Linked DNA regions of Homo sapiens: region 2 is linked to region 1. A link is an interaction called in ENCODE POLR2A ChIA-PET data of the cell type or tissue named here. Cell type or tissue: MCF 10A. All regions are shown on one strand. Each heading gives the region's core, and the rest is flanking DNA. Links, peaks and the distances in the headings are about the cores only.

The links. Peaks named below come from ENCODE experiments on the same cell type or tissue, not always from the same donor. Only the 100,000 strongest peaks of a DNase experiment are listed, where the experiment ranks them.
Region 2: POLR2A ChIA-PET joins it to region 1 with 16 read pairs; 23 of 35 experiments call an interaction of 5 or more read pairs at or near these places.

What each region holds. Positions count from the first base shown.
Region 1 is chr3:136,132,738-136,150,169 of GRCh38, forward strand. PPP2R3A (protein phosphatase 2 regulatory subunit B''alpha) reads left to right here. Exons shown (of 14, transcript NM_002718.5): 14 at 12,306-15,157. The coding sequence ends at 12,429. MSL2 (MSL complex subunit 2) reads right to left here. Exons shown (of 2, transcript NM_018133.4): 2 at 16,180-17,432. Among named protein-coding and RNA genes, the nearest start is that of MSL2, 55 kb to the right of the region's middle. In MCF 10A, for the core only: no CTCF peak of the experiment used is centred there; a DNase peak (open chromatin) is centred at 10,014.
Region 2 is chr3:136,191,898-136,194,397 of GRCh38, forward strand. All of the region lies in intron 1 of MSL2 (MSL complex subunit 2), which reads right to left. Among named protein-coding and RNA genes, the nearest start is that of MSL2, 3.2 kb to the right of the region's middle. In MCF 10A, for the core only: no CTCF peak of the experiment used is centred there; no DNase peak of the experiment used is centred there.

The DNA.
Region 1 (17,432 bases), core at 8,482-10,981:
GTAGAAATTAGTAAACTAATCCTAAAACTTGTATAGAAAATGAAAAATATCTAGAATAGCCAAAACACTTTTTTAAAAGAACAAAGTTGAAGGACTAGATTACCTGATTTCAAAATGTACTGTAAACCAATCATCAAGACATTGTAGCACTGGTATATATATACACAGAGATCAGTGTAACACTCCAACTAATTTTCAACCAAAAGAGAAAAGATAGTCTTTTCAAAAATGATGCTAAAATAATTGGATATCCATGTGCCAAAAAGAACCCCAATCCATATCTTGTGCTAAATATAAAAATAATTAAAAAGGAATCATAGAACTAACTGTAAGGGCTAAAACTACAAAGCTTCTGGAATAAAACAAAGGAAAATCTTTGTGACCTTGGGTTGGGCAAGAGTAATTTTTAAAAATTGATACATTGGACTTCCTTCAAAATTAAAAACGATTGCTCTTCAGAAGACACCATTAAGAAAATGAAAAAACAGACCAGGAGAAAATATTTCCAAAACATTCTGATAAAGAACTCATATCCAGAATATGTAAAGAACTCTAAATAACAAAAAGACTAATATCTCAATTTTTTAAATAGAACATGTGAATACACACTAAAAAGGAGGTACAAACAGTAAATAAGTGTATGAAAAGATGTTCTGTATTATTAGACATTAGGAAATTGCAAATTAAAACCTCAGTGAGATATACTACACAGCCACTTGAACAACTAAAATCACCAGTTGGCAGTAATGTGGAGAAACCAAAACTCTCATACATTGGGCTGGTAAGGATGTAAAACTATACAGCTTCTTTAGAAAAGTTTGGCAGTTTCTTAAAAAGTTAAACATACATTTGGCTTATGAATCAATAATCTCACTCCTAGAAATCTACCTAAGAGAAAAGCTCACCCAGTGTTCATAACAGCATTATTCCTAGTAGCTCAAAACTGGAAATAATCCACATGTCCATCAAACTGGTGAACTGATAAAGCAAAATACATCTTTTCATGAGAGACTTTCAAGCAAGGACAAAAATAAATATGTATATATATATATTTTTAAATATATGTATTTTTTATAACATTCCACCATATGATGGTGAGCTGAGATTGTGCCATTGCACTCCAGCCTGGGGAACAAGAGTGAAACTCCATCTCAAAAAAAAAAAAAAAAAAGAAATTTACTAAAATGCACTGAACACTTAAAATTGGTAAAATCTATGGTATGTAAATTAACCTAAATAAAGCTGTTTTTAAAAAAGCAAGAGCCAAAAAACTTCAGCTTATTAAATTGGCAGCAATTTTTAAAACATAAGTTTTAAGGATAATATTCAATAAATGTTTGCATTACTACTGTATATTAAGCATTATTGGATACTGGCAAATGCAAGACAGGATGGGAAGACAGACAGATGCAGTTAAAATATAGTGTCTTCACTGCTGTCTCATAGAAGAAACAAATTGCAGAAACACCTCACTCTAGGCTTACTGCAGGAAGACACGCACTTTCAAACATTGCTGGTAAAAGCATATTGCCCCAGTGTCCCTGGAAAGTAATTTGACAATATGTAGCAACAACTTGAATTTATGCCCTTTGACTCCCTGATAGTAATTCTGAGTATCTATTGTAAATAATCAGAAATTTGGATAGAATTGTGTAATCTAAACAATTGGCACTGGTCACAGGTAATTCTAAAATAAATTCAAAGCAACACAAATGTTCAATATAGAATGGTTAAATAAGTCATGGTATCTGTGTCATAACATGCAGCTATTGAAATGTACTTGAAAATTTTTAATTTCATAGAAAAATCCAGATTACAAAATTGTGATATAATCTCAGTACTTAAAATGTGTGTATGTATATACACAAGCTAAAAGATAACACCCCAAAATATTAACAGTCATTAACTCTGGGCTGTGGAATTGCAAGTAATTTGGTTTTTTATACTGTTCTATAATTTATAAAGGTTCATGTAATGAGCGTGTACTGTATTACTTTAACAAATGGGAAAAAATTATTTTTCTCCTTTATCTGTTTATATAGGTAATACATGTTCATTGCAGAAGAGTTAGAATATAAACAAAAATCTACACCTAAAATTCACCACCCAAAGACAGGCTGTTTTATCACTTTGGAGTATACCCTTCTATACATTTCTGTGCAACTAGATCATGTATTTTACAAAAAATATTACTATTGTTTTATAACCTGCTTTAAAGGAAGAAGAAATAGATAGCAGATCTAAACAAATAGACATGTTCATCTGAAAAGAGAAACTAGTGGCATCTAAAGAGAATAAATAATTGGCTCAAGCGAAAGTTTTTTTCAAGTTGTGGTAGCACTGAGAGAACGTGCCAGTGGAAGGAAGAAAGAGGAGGCAGGGGGTTGCAGACAGAAGCACAGGTGAGGAGGGGTCACAAGAGGAGACGCAGAGACCAGCTGGAGTGAAATTCAACCGTTGTATATGAGAGGCTCTTGCTGCTTGCTGGATACCCCACTTCTGTTGTGGGAGATAAGATAAGGCCTACACAGAACACATGTGGGTTATGAGGTCCCAAGGGGCAAGGAGGCTTACAACAGCCACAGTCTATAGAGCAAGCACTAGAATGTGAACAAAGGAAAGGAAAGGAAAAAGCCCGTTTACAGGAATAACAACTGACCAACTCGTGCAAAAGCAAGGCCAGACCTAAATTCCCAAGGCTAAATCAACTAGGGTTTCATCTCAAGAAAGAATCACAGATATGTCAGGGAGAGTCTAATTGTCAAACAGAAATTGCCAGACTCAGGTATCAGAAAGGGAGGAATGTTAGTACCACAGAAAGACCAGAGGCTTAGGAGCCAGACAGATCTGGTCCACTCACCAGCTGGGCAGGTTACTTGACTCCTGAGGCTCAGTTTCAGAAGGCATCAGCATCCACTTCCTGAGGTGGTTGTGAGAATCTAAGATATTATATGTAAACACCTGGCACATGGCTCATGATAAATAGTAGCTATTACTACTCCATATAGGAGAAATACAATGTAACATCATGGGCCCACTGCAGTGGCTCACGCCTGTAATCTCAACACTTTGGGAGGCCGAGGCAGGCAGATGAGGCCAGGAGTTCGAGACCTGCCTGGCCAACATGGCAAAACCCCATCTCTACTAAAAGTTAGCTGGGCGTGGTGATGTGTGCCTATAATCCCAGCTACTTGGGAGGCTGGGGCGGGAGGATCATTTGAATGAACCTAGGAAGGAGGTGGAGGTTGCAGTGAGCTGTGATCATGCCATTGCACTCCAGCCTGGGCAACAGAGCAAGACTCCGTCTCAAAAAAAAAAAAAAAAAAAAAAAAAAAATTATATATATATATATATATAAAAAACATCATGGTTAAGAGCATGAAATTTGAAGTTAGACGAACCTAACTTCAAATCCTTGCTTTATCACACAAGCTGTGTAATCTCAGGCATCCAAGCCTCAGCATCCTCTATAAAAATAAGGGTACGACTTGGCACACTGAGCTGTTTTAAGGATTAAATAAGACAGTGTATATAATATAAGGCCCTTAGGCATAGTGTCTGTGTAATCAATAAACAATGGCTATTTATTGCTACCACTTTTGTGATCACATTACCTAACCTCTCTGAAGTAGAGTTTATTCAGCTGTAACATTAGCATTCTATCCCTTATCTTGTTCCCTTCACTCCTAGGGCACATTTTACTGCTTGACACAGTAAATATCTGTTGCATGAACAGCAGGATTGTACTGAGAATTAAGAGATAATGTATATAATGAATCTAACAGTGTCTGGTATATTAATGCTAAAAAAAAATGGAGCTATTTGTTTTACCATTAGATTGTGAGCTCCTCAGGGGCCAAGAACGTTTTCTTAGTCTTGTAGTCCCAGCACCTGGCAAACTGTTACGTAGGAGGTCCTCAGCAAATGTTTACTGAAAGGCACAGACCACAGCAATACAGCAGCCACCCTCACTACAAGGATATCTACAGTAGTCCAGATGATTTGGCCCTCCAAAAACAACTTAAAATCCTCCACCTACTTTACCATCTAACAACAATCACAGGTAGCCATTGTGCTAAGCATCTGTACCTCCTGATTTCAAGACTGGTACTTATGTAATGTCTTCAGTAAGTAACCTCGTAATCACTGCAGGTCTCAGTGAGGTGAAGCAAGACCAAAGCTTCCGTAAGTATGAGGCTGTAAACATTGCAAATTAACATGTCTAGCACACAAAGTGATCACAGCATACAACAGCATTTATATAAACTCAACCCTCGTAAGAGAAGCCAGAAAGACAGGGTACCAGTTACTTAATCCAAGTCAACTAAATGTGTTACCTATATGAAGATAACAGGTTATGATACCATATTTATAATTAACATTCTTATGGTTTATGCAATGGAGTACATTAAAAACACCACAGAAATTATGTAAAGAAGGCTAAAGGGTCTTCCATGTTACTATCCTAAGAAACTGAGACCCTCAATAATCAGAAACAAGCTTTTCTGCCAATTTGACTAATACTTGAAAAAATGGAAAATATAAAGAGATTAAAATCACTCTTGGTTCAATGATCCAGGGATAACCATTATTTTATACTTGGTATATTTCTTTTTAACACTTGTTACTAATGTGTTCAAAAACAGGAATTTTAGTGCTTCAGTGTTCTCAAGCAGTAACTCACATCCATTTCCCTATTATTGGACATTTGGGCAGATTAGAACTGTTTTCTATTGAATGTTTTTAAAGGCAGCTTTTTCCTTTATATTAAAAATATATGAATTACTCTGTCAGAGATTTTTTTTTTTTTTTTTTTTTTTTTGAGATGGAGGCTCGCTCTGTCGCCTAGGCTGGAGTGCAGTAGCGCGATCTCCGCTCACTGCAAGCTCCGCCTCCCAGGTTCAGGCCATTCTCCTGGCTCAGCCTACCGAGTAGCTGGGACTACAGGCGCCTGCAAGCACACCCGGCTAATTTTTTGTATTTTTAGTAGAGACGGGGTTTCACCGTGTTAGCCAGGACGATCTCGATCTCCTGACCTCGTGATCCGCCCACCTGGGCCTCCCAAAGTGCTGGGATTACAGGCGTGAGCCACCGCGCCCGGCCTCTGTCAGAGATCTACATTTACATCCATCAGCACTGGAAACTAAGGCACTATAGGTAAAGAAAGCCAGCCAGAAACCCATTAGAGCAATCGTCCAGGAATGTAACTAGTGAGAAGTATGAAGCCCAACTCTCCTCAGTGAGGTGGGAGAATGTAGGAGAGGAACAGGGAAACAGGGAGAATGGAGGCTTGTGTGTATATATTAGGGTATAGGGAAAGAAAAAGAAGGAATGACATGAATTAATATTCTAAAACATGAGTTATAATATTACAGATATATGAGTTTAGAATTATTTTTTAATGCTTAATAAACAGAGCCTCTACGTGGGCCTGAAGTTAATGTTTTATTTTTTTCCACATTGAACGAACCATATCAAAGCCCAATTTTAATTTATTTCAACAGATATTTACTGGTACCTACTCTATGCCAGGCACTGTGCTTGGTAATAAACATGAATTCAGACCGCGTCCTTCCAGTTCATAATTAGAATATATTTAGCCCACATTTTTATGCTGTCTACATCCACAATGAGTAAGAATTAACAGTTGATAGCTCATGATTCTGAAGAACTGCAAGAGTTCCTTTAACCATCAAAACTGAAGTGAAATCTACTTCCTGGGACAGGAAAGCAAGTGGTACATATTAGGAAACTTCAACAAGAGTTGAAACTAAAGATTTTCTGGTCACTGGATGGGTTAAGGAAATTCAGTGAACCAAATATCCAACTTCCAAAATTTCAGCTAATCCATTTTATATAAGTGGCTTAGGATATCTATTTTTAACTTAAAAGTATAAAGATAAATCACACACTTGTATTTCTGAAGCATTATAGACTCCAAACTAGAGAAATATTGAATTTTTTTTTTTTTTTTTTTTTTTTTTTTTTTTTTTGAGACAGTTTCGCTCTTGTCATCCAGGCTGGAGTGCAGTGGCACAATCTCAGCTCACAGCAACCTCCACCTCCCAGGTTCAAGCGATTCTCCTGCCTCAGCCTCCCGAGTAGCTGGGATTACAGGCATGCACCACCACGCCCAGCTAATTTTGTATTTTTAGTAGAGACAGGGTTTCTCCATGTTGGTCAGGCTGGTCTCGAACTCCCAACCTCAGGTGATCTGCCCACATTGGCCTCCCCCAAAGTGCTGGGATTACAGGCATGAGTCACCATGCCAGGCCAAAATATTGAACATTTTATTCTATGCCTATAGGTACCATGTGTCTTAGATATGCCCAGATAATCCCTGAATCAAATATTCTATTCCTTTGTCCCTGTAAATAGTCAGAATCCTGGAAACTGGAATCAAAACATAACTCCCAGACAACACCCTGAAACTGCATACAATCCTTTGTCAAACAATTTATGTCCCAGTCATTATCTCTGCTCATTCCAACTTTTATATTTCCATCCCAGGAATCTGCAGAGCCCGCCTTAATGCTTTTGCCCAGAAACTGCTCATCTGAAAGGGAAGACTTACTTAGGGAAGTAAGTTTCTAAAGGCAGTGGTGTTGCTGGCCAAATTACATGAACCACCATATCCCCTCATGCTAACAAAACTATGTTAGAGAATTTGTTCTCAGGCTAGGTGCGGTGGTTCACACCTGTACTCCCAGCCCTTTGGGAGGCCGAGGGGGGGGATCATGAGGTCAGGAGATCGAGGCCATCCTAGCCAACATGGTGAAACCCCATCTCTACTAAAAATACAAAAGTTAGCTGGGCATGGTGTTATGTGCCTGTAATCCCAACTACTCACGTGGCTGAGGCAGGAGAATCGCTTGAACCTCGGAGGCAGAGGTTGCAGTGAGCCGAGATCACGCCACTGCCCTCCAGCCTGGTGACAGAGCGAGACTCCATCTCAAAAAAAAAAAAAAAAAAGAGTTTGTTCTCAGCTGGGCATGGTGGCTCAAGCCTGTAATCCCAACATTTTTGGAGGCCGAGGCAGGCGGATCACCTGAGGTTGGGAGTTCAAGACTAGCCTGGCCAACATGGTGAAAACCCTATCTCTACTAAAAATAAAAAAAATTAGCTAGGTGTGGTGGTGCATGCCTGTAATCCCAGCTACTCAGGAGGCTGAGGCAGGAGAATCGCTTGAACCCAGGAGGTGGAGGTTGCAGTGAGCTGAGATAGTGCCACTGCACTCCAGTCTGAGCAACAGAGCGAGACTCTGTCTCAAAAAAAAAAAAAAAAAAGAATATGTTCTCAATTTGATACCTATGATTTCTAGTAAATTGTTTGTGAACCCTGTGAGTTCTGCTTTAATCCTCTGACCCCTCTGTTCATTCAAAAATGGCCAGTTAACAGAAAACACCTAATAAAATAATCTTCATTTGAGCCCCGGGGAATACCACTGAACCCAGAAGTGGCCATGCAGAAGGAGTCAGTTAACATACTTTGTTCTCCACGTTCTCAAGAATTCCTGGAGAGCAGGATAAAGATTAAGGTTCTAACAGATCTGACTCAAGATGAATTGTGAGGCCAAGCTCAGTAGCTGACACCTATAATTCCCAGCACTTTGGGAGGCCAAGGCAGGAGGATTCCTTGAGCCTAGGAGTTTGAGGCTAAGATCATGCCACTGTACTCCAGCCTGGGTGACAGAGTGAGACTCTTTAAAAAAAAAAAAAAAAAAAAAACCCGGGCTCAGTGGCTCACGCCTGTAATAATGTCAGCACTTTGGGAGACCGAGGCGGGCGGATCACCTGAGGTCGGGAGTTTGAGACCAGCCTGACCAACATGGAGAAACCCTGTCTCTACTAAAAATACAAAATTAGCCAGGTGTGGTGGCACATGCCTGTAATCGCAGCTACTTGGGAGGCTGAGGCAGGAGAATCGCTTGAACCCCGGAGGCAGAGTTTGCAGTGAGCCGAGATCGCGCCACTGCACTCCAGCCTGGGCAACAAGAACAAAACTCAGTCTCAAAAAAAAAAAAAAAGCCGGTTGTGGTGGCACACGCCTATAATCCCAGCTACTCAGGAGGCTGAGGCAGGATAATTGCTTGAACCTGGGAGGCGGAGGGTGCAGTGAGCCGAGATCACGCCGTTGCCCTCCTGGGCGACAGAGCGAGACTCTGTCTCAAAAATAAATGAATGAATGAATGATCATGAATGAATTCTGCACTCTTACCATTTTACTGACTCCAATCCTGTCCCGGCAACTCTACACATTGTTTCACAAGAGCATTAGGACATCACTTTCCATTCAGCAATTCATTTTGAGCACCTAGTGCCAATCACTGTACTATAGCCCAAGGAAATTAGTGAGTTACAAAACGGACACTTTACAATCAAGTGAGGAACAGATTTAATTATGTAAATATGAAGGAGACAAATAAATAAGATGAACCAGTAATGGACAAGGAGTTGCAACTTATGGTGCTGAGGGAAGAATTTTCTGAGTAGTTGATAACACCTAAAAGGTTGAAAAGAAAAAACAGCAAAAATGTCCTAGGCAGGGAGTAAAATATGTGACTGTGTGCAGTGATTTTGAGGCAGGAAACAGCATGTTGGGGAGATTTTTAAAGCCTAGTATGGCCAGAATATAGTGAGCAACAGAGGGAGATGTGGTTACAAAGTCTAGCAGGGGCCAGATCATGCAGGGCCTAGGGAAGCCACTGAAAATTGTTAAGCAAGGGAGTGATATAATCCCTACCCCTTAGGTTTTCTGAAGATTATTCTGCCAGATTAGTGGAAGTGCAAGAACAGAAGTAGGGAGACAAATAAGGAAGCCATTACATACATCTGAATCAGAGATGTGGTTAATTAATTCAGGAGTGAATAATCAGAAAACCTGTACATGACATCTCAGATTAAAAGATGAACACAAGCTAGCCAAAGAGGGAAGGGCATTTCAGGCAATTGAAAAACATGTACAGTGGCATTAGGTCCCAAGACCATAACCTATTCCAACACTATAAACAGCCTGGTATGGCAGTAGCAAAGGATATGTGGCAAGAGTGTAATCCAAACAAGAAAGTATGGTACCCTGAACTTAAGCCAGTGGTGGTAGGGAGGAAGAGGCAGGGTTGTATCCATATGGTCAACTGTAGTGAGGTGAGGAAAGAGGAACTTGGGATAACCGAGTTTCTGGCTTTGAGTGGGCAGATGACAGTGCCATTGACTAAAATAGGGAGAACCAGGGCAGTGGGAAAGATGAGTTCAAGTTTATACATGCTGCTGTTCTGAAAGAGCCATCTATATAGTAGGCAGCTGGATATATGGAGTTCTCCAGCTTAGAAAGAGGCTGAGGCTGGACATAGTTTGGAAACCACAGGTGAGTAGGCAGTGAGTAAAGCCATGGGAAAGACTAAGCTTACCAGGGAAGTACAAAACGAGAAGAGCTTATTAGTCCAGAACCTGGGACGCACTGGCATTGAAGGAGCAAGAGTTCTAAGATGGGTAATTTTATTGTGAGACATACGGCACATTGTAGGATGTTTAGCACCATCCCTGCACTCTACCCACTAGATGCCAGTAGGACCCACTCAGTGGTGACAGTCAAGACACAGACATGTCTCCAGACATGCCCAAATGTCCCCTGGCGGCGGGGGACAAAATCACCCTAGTTGAGAACCACCAAAATTAAGAGGAGTCTCCAGGATGCTGACAAAGGAGGGTTATTGAATGAACTTCCTTTTGCAAATGTTTTATTCAAAAATGACATACACAAAAATGTATAATCCCTCCCCCAATATAGGATTAGGTGTCACTCACCAACATGCCCAAAATCACATTAAGTGATCAAACCCAGATTGGAACCTGACTTTTATAGTCTGACTCCAAAGCCTGTGCTCTAAGCCTAAATCACTTAACCCCTAACTCCATAAGGTCTCCATTAGGCTTCAAGTGCTGTGAGGAGAGGGCTGATTCAGTCTTTTTCATCATTATAATCCTAGCATTTGGCTCTGACACTTAGCAACAGGAGTTCAAATATTTACTGAATGAGTCACACTTCACACTTAACTCTGAAAATATGCGTTATTCATAGACCTACACTGAGGTATTTAACACTGATAGCTTACAGACAACACGTTAGGGCACCAAGGGGAAGATGCTCCCATCCTGACAAGAAATCAGCAGCATTGGTTTTGAGAATTTTGTTCCCCAGAACAGAGGCTCTGCCATCAACCATTTCACTTGCATTAGCGGAAAGTTCCTCTCCTATTGCCTCCTTATCCAGCACATCCCATGCCGCATTGAGGCCTCAAGGAGATGGGGGAAGAGGAGTGGAAACAAGAATGGAATGGAATATTTTTATTAAATGAACAAATTATAACTTTTGACAGTATCATAAACTGGTAGTCATAGGGAACAATTTTCTATCAAGTAAGCTTTTTAAAAGGTTTAAACCTCTAACCTCTATTCAAAAATGTTGGCCTAGGCTGGGTGCAGTGGCTCACACCTTTAATCCCAGCACTTTGGGAGGCTGATGGGGGTGGATCACCTGAGGTCAGGAGTTGAAGACCAGCCTGGCCAACATGGCGAAACCCTGTTGCTACTAAGAAAACACAAAAACCAGCCAGGAGTGGTGATATACGTCCGTAATCCCTGCTTCTTGGGAGGCTGAGGCAGGAGAATTGCTTGAACCCAGAAAGCAGAGGTTGCAGTGAACCAAGATCATGCCACTGCACTCCAGCCTGGGCAACAGAGCAAGACTCCATCTCAAAAACAAAAAGATGTTGACTGGGCGCAGTGGCTCATGCCTGTAATCCCAGCATTTTGGGAGGCCGAGACAGGTGGATCACTTGAGGTTAGGAGTTCAAGACCAGTCTGGCAAACATGGTGAAACCCTGTCTCTACTGAAAATACAAAAATTACCCGGGCATGGTGGCACATGCCTGTAAATCCCAGCTACTCGGGAGGCTGAGGCAGGAGAATCACTTGAACTTGGGAGGCAGAGGTTGCAATGAGCCAAGATGGCCCCACTGTACTCCAGCCTGGGCGACACAGCGAGACTCCATCTCAAAAGAAAAAACACACACAATGTTTTAGGAACTTGAATAGGTGCCACTTACTGTATATACCTACCTCAGCATATTTTCCCTCACTAATTGGCCCCAATTGGTACCTTTTTGATGAAGGGACTGTATGTCCACAAATTCCTGCTTAAATATTGTGGGAGATCCCTGCAAGGGCTAAGCCAGTGATGTCAAATACTATAATAGACATTGCTGATGTACATTTTTCTGATGTACATATCTACATATGAGGCTCAGAGATATAGCCTCAGAATATTTATCAATATTTCAGGCAGCCACATCATTTCCAAGAGAAAATATTTCATCTCTGCCTAAAGCCAACCTTAGGGGTAGCCTGGAGGATACAGAATTCAGGGGATACCAGCAACACCTAAAAGGTTTAGCAGAAGGACATCTTCCCAGGATGAGTATCCAGGTCCAGGTATGCTATAGAGACCTAAAAAGTAGAATGATGGGAAATCCATAAATGCACTTTAGTCAGTTCAACCTACATACTTGAACATCTTTTTGTGTTGCTTGGAAGCCACGGAGGGAAGCTATAAAGCAATCTGAGAGTTGAGAAAGTTTGCCACTCTGGCCGACCAGTGGCTCAAGCCTGTAATCCCAGCACTTTGAGAGGCCAAAGTGGGCAGATCACCTGAGGTCAGGAGTTCCAGACCAGCCTGGCCAACATGGTGAAACCCCATCTCTACTAAAAATACAAAACTTAGCCAGGTGTGGTGGCGCATGCATGTAGTCCCAGCTACTGAGGAGGCTGAGGCAGGAGAATCGCCTGAACCTGGGAGGCAGAGGTTGCAGTGAGCCAAGATCGTGCCACTTCACTCCAGACTGGGTGACAGAGCAAGGCTCCGTCTCAAAAAAAAAAAAGGTTTGCCACTCTGAGTGGAAACCACTTTTAATAAGGTCAAGTAATGCTCATACTTCATGGACCTCAAATTTTTCTTTACCTAGCACCATCTGTAATTCTCTCACTCCCACCAACCACCCTAGGGAAAGCTTGATACGGAACATTTTCAACAAATTCTGACATGGACTTAAGCTTTAAGGAACAGGGAGAAGAATGTGTTTTCTGCTCTAGAGTGTTGCCTCCTTCACGGCAGTTGAGTTGCTCACGGCCTCCATTTAGCAATTCAAGGTACCTTTGTGGGCTGGTCTTGAGGCTCGGATTTGCCATATTGATTTCTACCCAAACTTTAATCAATCAATCAGTTAATTCACTTTTGCTTTGTTATTTCAGCTTTGAAGATTATGAAACAGATGAACCTGCCTCTCCCTCTGAATTTGGAAACAAAAGCAATAAAATATTAAGTGCAAGCCTTCCAGAGAAATGTGGAAAGCTTCAATCAGTGGATGAAGAATAGCTGCCGGTGTCTACAATGAAACGAAGATGTGTATTTTAAATGTTTCTTTCTTGTGAAGAGATGTTCTCGTTTGCATACTGCTTTTTAAAGACTTTGATTTCTCCAAGTGTGTATCATCTGCACTAGGAACTTTGTTTTTAAGCAATAGGTCTGGATACACATTTAACTTAGGAGGCTCCTCCAATTTGCCTCAAACCTCTTACGGAGCTTCTCCTCAGAAGTGGTACCATCGCCTTCCAAAGTCAGCACTCTACACTCTTGAATGTACCAAGGATCTCTTGGCGACAGTACCAAGCACGGTTCTCTACACAGGTGACTGAAGTTGCCTCTGTGTTGGCTGGCATCCCTGAGTCCCCTCCGGGCTCCTATGGAGCCTAGAAGAAACCTTCACTTGCAGAAAACTTGAGTCAGAAAATTCTGGAACTTGAAAAAGTAGTAAGGGCCTCCAGAATTGACTTAGCCCTAGTAATAAAAGCACTGCCAAAACATCTCAGAGACTTCTTTTATGTATACTGGAGTTCAAAGATCTTTAACTTACCTGGCTTAATGTAATTTCACAGTTACCTGCCAAACTACTAGTCACTTTACATCCTCAGGTATTGTAACCACTGGGCCTTCCAACTTTGCTGGCAAGCTCTGGTAACCTCCCTGACTGTGGATCTTATATAAAATCTCAAGATAAAAAAACACTTCTTAAATGAAGTATAGAATTTGACTCATACTTGGAAAAAGCCCTTTTAACTTTTATCTTTTATTCATTGAACTATTGAATGATGTATTTAATATCCAAATTAGTTGATAACTGTTTTCACTTCCTATCAGAAGGCCTGCTTGAAGACATAAAGGAATAATGATACATTAAAATTCTTACTAGATAGATATATTCCTTCCTCCCAGGAGTATTAGACTAGCTAATAGTAAAGGCCTCAACGTTATTCTTTACTTCATGTTGAAAACAATTACTACAGATATTTCATCCACCTCAGTATTTATCAAGGAAATGGAAAATGATACAGCTATAAAAGAAAGCTGTTATTTACTGTAGTTGTAGATGTATTCACTACAGAATCCTACATTTTTCAGCAGGCCACAGTCCAGCCAAATCCTATAATATCCTTGAAAAGAAACTATTAAAAAGGATAGACATTTCTGATGTAAGTAAAACCCCCAAGCAACTTAATATCCATCTGTCAGTCATCAACTTTTCCCCTAGATTTTTTTTTTAACTAGTTCTGAAAGTGTCAAGAATAGCTTCCCTTTCCACCCTACCTAGGTTCCCTCCTTGCTGGCATAAAGGCCAAGCAGTGAAATGAACCTTGGGTTAGAGTTATGGTAGGCAAAAAGAAAAGGAGAATTTAGGAAATAAATATGCTATAAACAAGGTACAGTACAGTGAGAGTTAACAATCCTAGGAATCCTGCCTGTCACAAGCTCCCAGTTCCCTGTCATTTTATCTTCATGATTAGAACTGATCTTCCATTTAACTATTACAGAAAGCAGTAACTATTGCAACTATCTAATAGTTCACACAAAAGAATTAAAAGCTTAAAAATAATTTTTAGGAAACACAATATTCAAAATCTAAACACACTGATAAATTATTAAGATTAAGATTATTTATGTGATAAATGAAATCTCCTACCAATCCATCCAGCCTTTACCAGGGAAGAAAAGCAATTATTTCATTTCAGATAGAAATACAAAAAAAAAAAAAATACTTTTCTTAGAAGCCAGATATGGTTTAAATGTTTTATTATCCATAATGATCTAAACTAATAAGATTCACCAAAAAGTAAAAATTCAATTTTACAATATACATTTTTTTTTTTAACTATTTGGCTTTACCTTTTTACCTTGGTTCTCCTTACTGAAGTCCTCTTGCTTTCACTTTGATCTGGTTTTTGAAGTCTCTTAATTATTGGCTGGGCATGGTGACTCATGCCTGTAATCCCGGCACTTTGGGAGGCCAAGGGAGGTGATCACTTGAGCCCAGGAGTAAAGACCAGCCTGGGCAACATAGTGAGACTCCGTCTCTACAAAAAATAAATTTAGCTGGGCATGGTGGTGCACATCTGTAGTCCTACCAACTTGGGAGGCTGAGGCAGGAGAATCGCTTGAGCCCCAGGCTTCGAGGCTGCAGTGAGCTATGATTACGACACTGCACTCCAGCCTAGGCGACAGAGCAAGACCCCATTCTCTTACAAAGTCTCTATTATAAAAGTACATCCATCAATACCATTCCATTTAAAATGGGCTATTGTAATTTACCCACATTATCACATTTTCAGGAATTATAAGAATGTGTTTTATTGTACTCCTTCCTTGGAGCTGAATGCAAGGAATGTGAATTCTGAGGAATTAAGGTAGAATATATTTGACTTTCTGGTAAAGATCATGGTTAAGTATAATCATTACTGCCAAACTGGAATTTTCAAGTTATTATAATATCCCAGGCCCCTTGATAAAAGCTGAGGGTTATCATGACCTTAATGCTAATTCAATGAGAAATGAGTTTAATAGCATAACATTACCAAGGTAATCAAACTAATAAAATTCCATATATCTTCCCTGCATCTTGTCACTGTGTACCATTCAAAGTGTTTATAAAACTCTAGATTCATCAAATGAGATTTGCTCAGCTTTTTGAAATGTTAAGATGTGTTTGGAGAAGGCTGCATGACTTTGTTTTTCCCTTTTAGCAAAACTAAATAAAGTTGTCAAATATGAATCATGTTCATTAAGGTAATTACTACACACTTGTGCTTTTAATCATATTTGCACCTCATTTTTTTGTCTGCAAGAGTAACACTGTAAACAAGCTTGAATGTCAGAGAATAACTCTTTGAGCCCATGTGAAAACTACAAAGAAAGGTCTTTGTAGTAATGACAATATACTGAGAAATGATTTCTTCAGGGGATAGGGAAGAGGACCAGGGTTTGTGAATGAGGCGGAGTTCACAGGAATCAAGGTAGACTTTAGCCTCATCTATAATGCATTATTTTAAAAGAATGTGTAACGGCATGTTTTGGGGTACCTAAATTTTATTTCAGAGGCAAGGTCTATGTTGCCCAGGCTGAGTTCGAACTCCTGAGCTTAAGTGATCCTCCCACCTCAGCCTCCTAAGTAGCTGAGATTACAGGCACACACCACTGTGCCTAGCTTTTAATTTTTTTAAAAAGAGAAAAGTATAAAATACCATACTTTGAACTTAGTATTTTCTAAAGCATTTCTGTTTTTTATCTATGATATGGTTATGGACAATTTATTTTTCATCTGATTCCCATAAAACTTTTACTCTTCTTCAACAAGGTCACCAATAAATTGTTTTAACTAAGAATACAATGAAATAAAAGGAATTCTTTATCCCTAGGACCATACTACACCTCCTCCCGGAAATGCAGACTTAATAAGGCTAACCAAAAAGATAAAATTGTCAGCTCTAAAACTATTACCTAAGGTAAAAGATCATTTGATCATTTATATTAATAACAAGGACTCAACAATTCAGGATGTGTCTTATTAAATGCTGCTGTTCTTTGGTGGTTTCAAATCCTGATGAAGTAAATCCAGTTACTTCAGTAATAATCTCTCAATCATCCCTCGTTAGCCATTTGTCAGCATTCCTAAGTAACTCGTGGTATAAAGAAAAATAATATAAAAATCAAGGCACTGTGATTACTCTTCCCCAGATGTATATAATACAGACCATTCAGAGCATGCTATCCCAAACTCTTCAGTATTCTACAACATAGAATTAGAAAACTATCATTTATTGATAGATTTAAGGTGTAATACAGGTTTCCAAAAATGTGGCAGTGAGAATACCAGCATAAAAAAGAGAAACTTGTGCTAAAAACAACCTGAATTCATCATTGGCAATATTACATAACAATCAAGGCCCTCACATACTAATGATTTCCACTTTGTCTATATTGCCAACCTCCCATGCATCAAAAAAAAAAAAAAACCCACAAGATTATCAAACTTGGGAAGCAATAAAGTACTCTATGAATTTTAAGATCATAATATTAGGAAAGTTTGGTCGATTTGCAAAATATATCCTCATCCATGTGTACAATCTCATTTCTAATCATTTTTGCAGTGATCATTAGTGAATAAAGAACAGATTTACAACTTTATATAGCAGGGCATCTGGGTTCAACACAAAACTGTTACAAACGTTAGGTAAATACACGTTTCATAAGACACTGCTAACACTTAAAGGAATTAAATAAAATTCCAAATCTTGGAAAGCAAATAAAGACAAGACAACTAAGAAGCATTTTCCACCATTTACTCTTGTTATCAAAAATAGTTCAACTCTTCTTGCAAAACAAAAACAAAATAGTACATACTGGACACATACATCACATTTTTCTTCCTATGGCTTTAGCCCACCCCCACCCCACCAAAAGAGACCAAAAAAAAAAAAAGAAAAAAAAGCCCAACAACAACAACAAAAACAACTCTACCTGACCACATTCACAGAAAATGACACCAGGATACACTACAAAACAGAAGGAGGTGTCATCTGCTCTGTGTCCAAAGGTTTCTTCTCCATGTCTTGTACTAGGCGAGTAACCATCATTGAACATGCTGTGTGCCAAATCAAAACATAACTTCAGCATATGTCAGATCTTACTAGAGATGGTGAACGTAGTAGAAATTGGAAATTTTCCAGCAGTATTTTTCTTTAAATAAGCACTGTCAAAGCTGCAGCTCTTCTTTTAAATCACAGGTTATTTCATTACACCTAGTCAGTCCTTGTTTTATTTGGGCTGTGCTCTTTCAAGCAACTGACTAGATTTCCCTTCAACAGAATGTTTGTGACTCACTTGTCTTCCCCATAAAAATTAACCGGAAGAAGTGCATTTAAACTGAAACATACTTTGTGCTTTACATGCAAAAGAGCATTCTAAAGAAAATCCTCCTAGCTTCAACCTACCTAAATGCACAGGCTTTATAAAAAGGCATTCTTATTAGGCCTCTATAAAGAAGCCTT
Region 2 (2,500 bases), core at 1-2,500, 51 kb after region 1:
AAGCCAAATTTCAACCTAATTGCAAAGTTTGAAGGGCTTTTTCCCTCCCTCACCTCTTCCTCTGAGGCTGTCATAAACACCTACATGTAAGTCACCAGGCAGGAAAGAATGTGAAGCAGAAGAAATACAAAACTGTAAAAGAAAAAACAATGTCTTCCCTAAAAAGTTTATTATATGTATCAAGAAAATCAGACTGATACAAAATCTGCACTCAAAGGAGATATAAGTATCTTATGACTGGAACAAAGGTTTACAGAAGGTTTAGACAAGAAAGATAACTTTTTTATTTTTTTGAGCCGGAGTTTCACTCTGTTGCCCAGTCTGGAGTGCAGTGGTGCGATCTCGGCTCACTGCAACCTCTGCCTCCCAGGTTCAAGCAATGTCTGGAGATCGGCCTCAGCCTCCTGAGTAACTGGGATTACAGGCACCTGCCACCACACCCAGCTAATTTGTGTATTTTTAGTAGAGATGGGGTTTCACTATGTTGGCCAGGCTGGTCTCCAACTCCTGACCTCAAGCGATCCGCCCACCTTGGCCTCCCAAAGTGCTGGGATTACAGGCACCTGGCCAGAAGTAACTTTTTGCTGCAGTGAGCAAGGAAGACTTCACCAAGGAGGCAGGGAGTTGAGTTAGGCCTTTAGAAAAAAGTAGTGTTTTAGGCAGAAGAAAATTAAGAAAGCAAAGATAAAAAAAAAAAGAAAAAGATATAAAAAAGCATGTTTGAAAGGACAAAAATATCAATCCAGTTAAAAGAGAATTATGTAAAACCACAGTTGAATAAAAGGATGAAAAGGTAGTAGCGGGTCAAATCTACAGGACGTGTTGAAACAAATTCCCTAATTAAGCATTACAACAGAATTAAACTTCATTTTTACAAATGCATTATCTTCATGAAATAAGACTGCCCATCCACGAATTTGAATGCACTAATGCTTTTCAGCTAAGGAAAAAAGTCTAGTACATACCTGGTACAAAAATATGTCAATGCTGGGCTGAATTCAAATAACTGATTTTTTTTCTATGTCTTTATAATCATAGACTTACGTCCAAAGAGATGGGAGGAAAAAAACCTGAACCTACATCCCTATTACTGAAACCATGCCAGCTACTCAATCATAAGGGAGAAGCAGAACTCACGATCTTTTCCATAGGATGATGTGAAATAAGAAAGCCCTGTCAGAAAAATTCCCCTTGTGTTGCCAAGACTGACAAAAAATAAAAATAAAAAAGGCTCCAGTTGGACTTTTAAATGTAGTGGGTTTTTTTTATCTTTAATTCCATTATTTAAAGTCCAGGTTAGAACTTGGGAAAATGTTCAATTAGACCACCACTACCATCCGAAAGCTATTAATAGGAACTTAAAACCTCTGAGGTTCTTAACAGTTTTAGGATAGTGGTGGTCTGCACAACTCAAAACTACCATTTCCCACTTAAATTAGAGAGCTAAGTTTCACCCATCTAGTAAACAGGGGACCTACCAGATTCTACAAATGTTAACTGATAATGACATCACTCTCAAATGCTGTTTCAGCAGGACAGAGTGGGCCCTTCCTCTTCCCCCTACCTCACCATAGTAGCACCCTACGGCCGGCACCAAAGGAAAAGAAAAAAAAAAGTATATGGAGAAGGAAGTTATGGCAGCTCCATTTCCTCAGTCCTCAAACCATCAAAATATGTGAGGACATTAAAAAAAAAAAGCACTCCATAAAAGTGGGAGTAGAGTGAGAGGTTACCATGAAACCAGGCAAACTCTTGATACACTTACATTTGTAAAACTTAAGCTGAAAGGAAACTGAATCTAGCCGAAAATTATCATTTTACACATCAAGAAACTGAGGCCCAGGGCAGTTAGGTGATTTGCCCTGGGCGACTATTCCTCTAAGGTGTTAAGTGTCTGTCACCAGTCAGAGTAGCACTTAATGACTTACTCAGTTACTTAAATGTTTATGACCTTAAGTACCTGTCTTGCAAAAAACACCACCGCCACCTCTTCTGCACCCATTCAGTGTCTTGCTTCAGGATCTAGATAGAGAATGCTGGATAAACCTCAAATGAATATTATTTCTCCCTTCAGCCACAACTGTCCCAAATTACTCTTCTTCCTTTATCTACTTTTAAATAAAGTGGAAACCTTAACGTGCCTGAATTTCCCAGGTTCTGACTAAACAAGTGGATCATCAAAACTTCAAAATTTAGGATAGAATATTAAGTGGAGCATGCATATTACTGCTTTGGCAGTTGCCCTTTCTTTTGTATTAACGTTTCAGTCCAGGTTTTTCGAAAAGCAAGTAATTATTACACACGCACAGTTAACATTCAAATTATCACTTTTGAGATATTTTCCTTAGACAATTTAGCATATCTCTTCTATCTTAAAAATTAAAGTATCCTACCCACCACGAGTTAATTTTTTTTAACAAAAACATCTAAAATAACCCTCGACAAAGCCAAAGTATATTAAACCACAAAATGAAAAAGTGGTAAGTAAAAGTCTCACCAG